Linked DNA regions of Homo sapiens: region 1 is linked to region 2. The links are chromatin loops, found by intact Hi-C in ENCODE. Cell type or tissue: heart left ventricle. All regions are shown on one strand. Each heading gives the region's core, and the rest is flanking DNA. Links, peaks and the distances in the headings are about the cores only. Region 1 overlaps CRACR2A (calcium release activated channel regulator 2A). Region 2 overlaps CRACR2A (calcium release activated channel regulator 2A).

Region 1 (2,734 bases), core at 1-2,500, 57 kb before region 2:
TGTGTGTCTCAGAACTCAGATTTTTGGGTTGAACTTTCTTTAGGGCACAGGGTTCTGATGTGGCTTAACTCTGGGAATGAAGTCAGCTGGGGAAACAGCAAAGCATTCAACAAACTTCTGGGTGGGCTGCATGCTTCATAATAAGATAATTTGTCAAATGCCTGCCATGTGCCAGGCATTTTCTGATATAGGTCTTACCATGTCCTTTTTACAGTTGAGGAAACTGAGGCTCAGACAGGTTCAACAACTTGTGTGGGTTCACACCAGACACCTAGTCCCGGTATAGACACCTGCACCGTGGACACCTCCCCCAGGCTGTTGATCCCCCTGTGCCTGACTGGCTTCCTACAAAGGGCCGACCCCTTGGGTTGCAGGGTCTGCTTCATAACAGAGCTCTCTCCACACGCCTGTAAAATGGGAGGCAGAAGCCGCCGACGCCGTATCAGGTGAGCTGCCCCAGGCACAGGCCATCCAGAGATATAGGGATGGAAAAGGCCAGTTTAAAAGTCTGATATAGTACTTCGTTTTAAGGAATGCAGTTTTAGTACATTGAACTGCAGCTTGAAGTGGAACCAGAGACACAAAAAGGAACTGCCAGGTAAAATGAGTGTCAATGAAAAAAGAAAAGTTACTCAGCTTCCATTACGTAGTCACACATCGCAAACTAAACGTATTTTTAAAAAATGTACAAGCCCTATTTACAGAAGTTTGAAATAGAATGAAAAGTTCTAATTTGTACTCAATAGCAGTTAGATTGTAACACACACCACATCTGAATTTTCTGACACTTTAGGGGTTACATTGTAGTGATTTAGTGCCAATAAAACAAAAAACAAAATGGATTAATATGTACTTGTTGAACACCTACTGTATGAAGTGCTTTGTACTAGGAAAAAGAAAAAGGGACACAGTATTTCTTTTGACCAGACACAAGCGCAGAGAGAGCTGACCTCCCCAGATAGCATGTATAACTTTTGCCAAGGAGATGGGACAGAATGAATGTGCTCTGGAAAGAAACTGGGCCTTGGAGAGGGCTTAGCCAAGTAGGTGGGAACTGAGCTTTGTCTTCAAAGATGGTAGAATTCAGCAGGTAAGTGGTGACAGGAGGTCCTGGGAGGACTGTTCCATGAGTGTCCTTCTGTCCATCTTATAGACAGTGTCTGAGGGTCATTCTTATGGAAATTAAACCAGTGACGTTCTGGCCAGGCTGTAGAATGTGCCTACCAATATTTGTAAGGGTCACACTCTCCTCCTGCTGGCCTTCACTGACTAGTTCATAATCTAGAAGGAAGTGAGATTTCTCCCAGCAGGGAGCCAGGATTCAATTCTGGACTTTTTGATCCTTCCTCCTTCGTCTAGACGGGGATGTTGTCAAATAGAACCTAGCACAGCTGGCCCCGCCTCTGCATGTGCTCTGGAAGGTCTCTAGAATCACCACAGATTTGGGCATGTATGATGTGGACTATGTCCCATTAGGATGGAGATGGTATTCGGAACCCTGTAGAAGGTGCCAGAGAGCTATAGAGTGGAAGAAGATGGGACCACCCTCAGAGACTCACCCTCTCCTTATACAGTTATCCACCAGGAAAAGCCAACCAAAACCGAATGAGCAATGCCCAGATGGTAAGTCTTTTACCAACAGGCCCACTATTGAATTCTTTCATGCCTGCTGCCTGATTTCTTTTCAGTCCTGGTTATAGAGCCAAAGGCAGCTGTTCATGATTTGCCCATGTCCTAGGCCTGGGTAACGGTGGTTAGTCCAGCCCTCCCTGTCCTAACCTCAGATGTGCATTCAACCCCAGCAGCCACACAGCCTGTCTGCAACCTGTGAAATGGCTGGGCTGTCTCAGAGGTGCTTTGGAGAGAAATGTTAACTAGCAGAGTGACAGTCATGGGTGACTCTCTTGCCCTCACTGAGAGGACACATGTGCCCACTTCATTACTGCAGGCAGTTAGCCTGTGAACTCCAGGCTGATTGGGCCTAATTGGAGCTCTTGAGGATGTGTTTTCTTTTTGTGGACTAAGATGTAAGCCATGTCTCCTATCCTCCTGCCCTGTCCCATTCTGAATGCAAATGCCGATGTGATGTGACTCCTAATGCTGTTCCTTTAGGAACTGGTCCACAGAAGCTGGAAGCGGGCAGACAGGAAAGTCAGAAAGCTCAGGTGGGGAAGCCATGCTAGGCAGCAGCATTGGGTGTGAGGGAGGAAGAGCGTGTTTTATGTTCAGCTTCACCACTTGCTCTCTGTGGGCCTCAGTTGCCTCATCTATAAAAGAGCTGCCCTTCATGTTCCTTAGGGAATTTATAAGGATGGAATTAAACAGTGAAAATATGAAAGTCGTTTATGAACAGAAAGCCTTTTAAATGGGCGTTGCTTATTTTTGTGCAGCAAAGTATTTTCCATTCATTCATCAGTTTGGCTGAAATTAACCTTTGCTTCTTATATCATTATAATAGATCCATTTAGCCTTGGCTCAGTCATCAGTGTTTTTTATCAAACAGGTGAACTGCACAATTCAGTTAGGTGATTGAGGCTCAGCCGGTGCCCCATAGCCCAGAGCTCTCCGGCCTGTCACATCAAGACCCTCAGGAGGAAGTAGGAAGGGGTCCAGGCTGACTGGGACCCTCAGAAATCTGGGCTATGTTTCCAACCAAAATAGCATGGAGACCCCCCTGAAATAGAGTGGGAACTAAAGCCTACAGAAAGTGGAAAATGGAAAAATGAGGCTTTGT
Region 2 (3,030 bases), core at 318-2,817:
GGCTGAGTCAGTCCTGCCTCAGAGGAAAGGACAGAGAGGAAAAGGCTACAGAGAGCATGAAGAGACTCCATCAGCTGGGAGAGGGAGAGGGAGAGAGGATGGGCAGGAGATCTCTCTGAGAAAACCTAGAGCCTCAAAAGCCCTGTTTCCCTGATTTTTTGGAGGAGTAAAAGGATTGTCTACCAACACCAAGCACCTGCCTCCCCAACACTGCCCAGAATTCTTGGCTATGCCAAACTTAAGACTCATTTAGGAGTTGGCAAACTAACCAAATCTGGGCCACTACCTGTTTTTGTAAGTAAAGTTTTCTTGGAACACAGATGTGCTCATTCTTTTATGTGTTTTCCGTGGCTACTTTCACACTGCAGTGGCAGAGGGAAGTAGATGTGACAAAGACCGAATGGTCCACAAAACCTAGAATATGCACTCCCTGGCTGTTTTCAGAAAAAGCCAGCTATCTCCTGATTTAGGTTAACTAGAAAACTTTAAAAGATTTTTATAGTAAATTAACTTGGGTTTTAATCCTCAATCTGCAACTTGCTAGTAATACGAATTTGTGTCTCTTAACCCCTCTAGGCTACAGTTTCTCAGCTGTGAATTATTTATAGCTACCTCCCAGCATTAAAAGATAATTGAATGAGCTTAAGCATGTAGCACACTCAGCCCTGAGACTGGGACCTGGAAATCCCTGGAAATGCACTGTGTATGTGCCACATCTTAGCCCAGTACCTGATGTCCTCTGCATTGTGATTGTGTTTAATTGTGGTAAGATACAGATAACACACAATTTACCATTGTAACCATTTTTTATGTGTGCAGTTCAGTGACATTAAGTACATTCACTTTCTTCTGCAACCACCATTATCATTTATCTCCAGAACTCTTTTTATCATGCAAAACAGAAACTCTGTACCCGTAAAACAATGTCCTCATTTCGCCCACTCCCAGCCCCTGGCAACCAGCATTCTATTTTCTGTCTCTCTGAATTGGACTACTCAAGGTATCGTATATAGGTGGACTTATATAATATTTGTCCTTTTGAGACTGGCTTATTTCACTTAGTATAATGTCCTCAAGGTTCATCTGTATCGTAGCATGTGTCAGAATATTTTTAAAGGCTGAATAATATTCCATTGTATGTATATACCACATTTTGTTTCTCCATTCCTTTGTCAGTAGATACTTGGGTAGCTTCCGCCTGTTGGCTATATGTGAATAATGCTGATATGGACATGGATGGGCAAATATCTGTTCAAGACCTTGCTTTTTATTCTTTGGTGTGTATACCCAGAAGTGGAATTGCTGGATTATAGGATAATTCTATTTTGTAAATTTTTTGAGGAGACACCATACCATTTTATACAATAGCTGCACCATCACATTGTAATTTTAAGGTGCAAGTTGTCTGTCCTGTCTTAGAGAAAAGAAACGGGCATTTCTGCTGAAAAGGGAACCTTCCACTCGTATCCAGCTGCTGTTATTCTTTGTGTCCAATCTACATGAGTGGCGGCAATTTTGCCTCCTGGAGGACATATGGCAATGTGTCATGTTCACAACTACACCAATTGTCATGCTTGGGGATAGGTTCCAGCCCATGCTGAGGTCCGGAGGGAATGAGTGGATGAGCAGAAACAATACTCAGGGGGCCGTAGGCAGGTGAATATGGTTTTATTCAGCAGCAGCTTTCATCAACAGCTTTCTCACACTGTCCGCCCTGTCTTGGCTACTTAATCTGGCGGCTCCCACACACAGCTGCGTGGCCCGCTCTCCCTTGCCTTCAGGGTCAGCAGCTTAATTCTTTCTTTGGGCATGTGTCCTGGCTCCCCGCAGTCTGTCTGCAATGACAGGCAGCTCTGACTCTCTCTCTTTCTCTGGGCACAAGCGCAAGCATGCCTGCACAGTGTCAACAGGACAATTATATCTTTTACAGACAATAGTGGTGTACAGCCAAGTGATGGCCTTCTCATGTTATGGCTACATGGCTGTGATAACAAGTGGAATTATACGCCTGCACTCTAAACTTGCTGACTCACGCAGGATGTAAACATTCTACCTCGGTCTATCTTTGACCAAAGCACAGCCATATTCCTTACACAATGTATGGAGGCATTTTTTATTGAAACGACTGGTGAGGGAAGTGCTGCTGGCGTTTAGCAGGCAAAGGCTAGGGATGCTGCTACATATCCTGTAATACACAGGATGGTCCCTCCCCTGCCTTCCCCTCCACTACCCCCTTAACCAAAAATTGTCCATTCCAAAATGTCGGTAGTGCCAAGGTTGAGAAACTGTGGCCTATACCACGTAATCAGCCCAAGCCAAGCACATCAAGGTGCAAAGCAGGATAAAGGTTGATCCTGCCCTCCCACCTCCCACTCTCGTCCTAGAGAGATTTGGTATAGCTGAACTGTACCACAGGGAAGAGGGTGGTTGGTGCTGGAATGGGGGTCTGAAAAGAATGCTGTGATTGCCCCAAAAGGAGGGACAGTGTAATTCTGGACATAAAAAATGGATATCCTCTGATTTTTTCCTCAATAAAAATGTCATGGAAGCATGTTTGAAGCTGTGCAACCATACACTTTAAGCTACATGGGGTATGTTACTGGGCTGGTGACTAGGAAGGTAAAGGAGCCTGGCTGGAGTGCAACAAAAGACATCACTTTCCCGTGGCTCTGGGGCATGAACTCTCAGTACTGCTGCTGTAGATGCCTCATGTTCTAGGTTCTGGAAGGTTGCCAGTCACTATGAGTCTTGCTGAGAATTAGCAGTTGGGCTGGTCAGGTTCTGGAGTGTGTGAGGTCTAGACCAGCACTCTGTACATAGGAGCTCAGGGTCTCCTGCCATTGCTCTTAGTCAAGCGCTTATCTATGCCTTCCTTCAACACTTATCTAAATAGTCCATGTTTGTCAGCATTGGGCTAGATCCTGGGGACACAACAGTGCCTAACGAATGAGGTCCCTGTTCTCAGAGCACTGAGGGAGCAGACGTTCATCAATGAGTCACATCTATCAGTATATAAAATGCTAATTGGGA

What was found. A loop is a pair of places that touch in the nucleus more often than their neighbours do. Peaks named below come from ENCODE experiments on the same cell type or tissue, not always from the same donor. Only the 100,000 strongest peaks of a DNase experiment are listed, where the experiment ranks them.
Region 1: it touches region 2 in a loop (2.7-fold over the local background); 11 of 110 quality-filtered maps call a loop at or near these places.

The regions. Positions count from the first base shown.
Region 1 is chr12:3,741,116-3,743,849 of GRCh38, reverse strand. All of the region lies in intron 1 of CRACR2A (calcium release activated channel regulator 2A), which reads left to right. Among named protein-coding and RNA genes, the nearest start is that of CRACR2A, 11 kb to the left of the region's middle. In heart left ventricle, for the core only: no CTCF peak of the experiment used is centred there; no DNase peak of the experiment used is centred there; H3K27ac peaks cover 307 bases.
Region 2 is chr12:3,683,640-3,686,669 of GRCh38, reverse strand. All of the region lies in intron 4 of CRACR2A (calcium release activated channel regulator 2A), which reads left to right. Among named protein-coding and RNA genes, the nearest start is that of CRACR2A, 68 kb to the left of the region's middle. In heart left ventricle, for the core only: no CTCF peak of the experiment used is centred there; a DNase peak (open chromatin) is centred at 1,787; H3K27ac peaks cover 2,305 bases.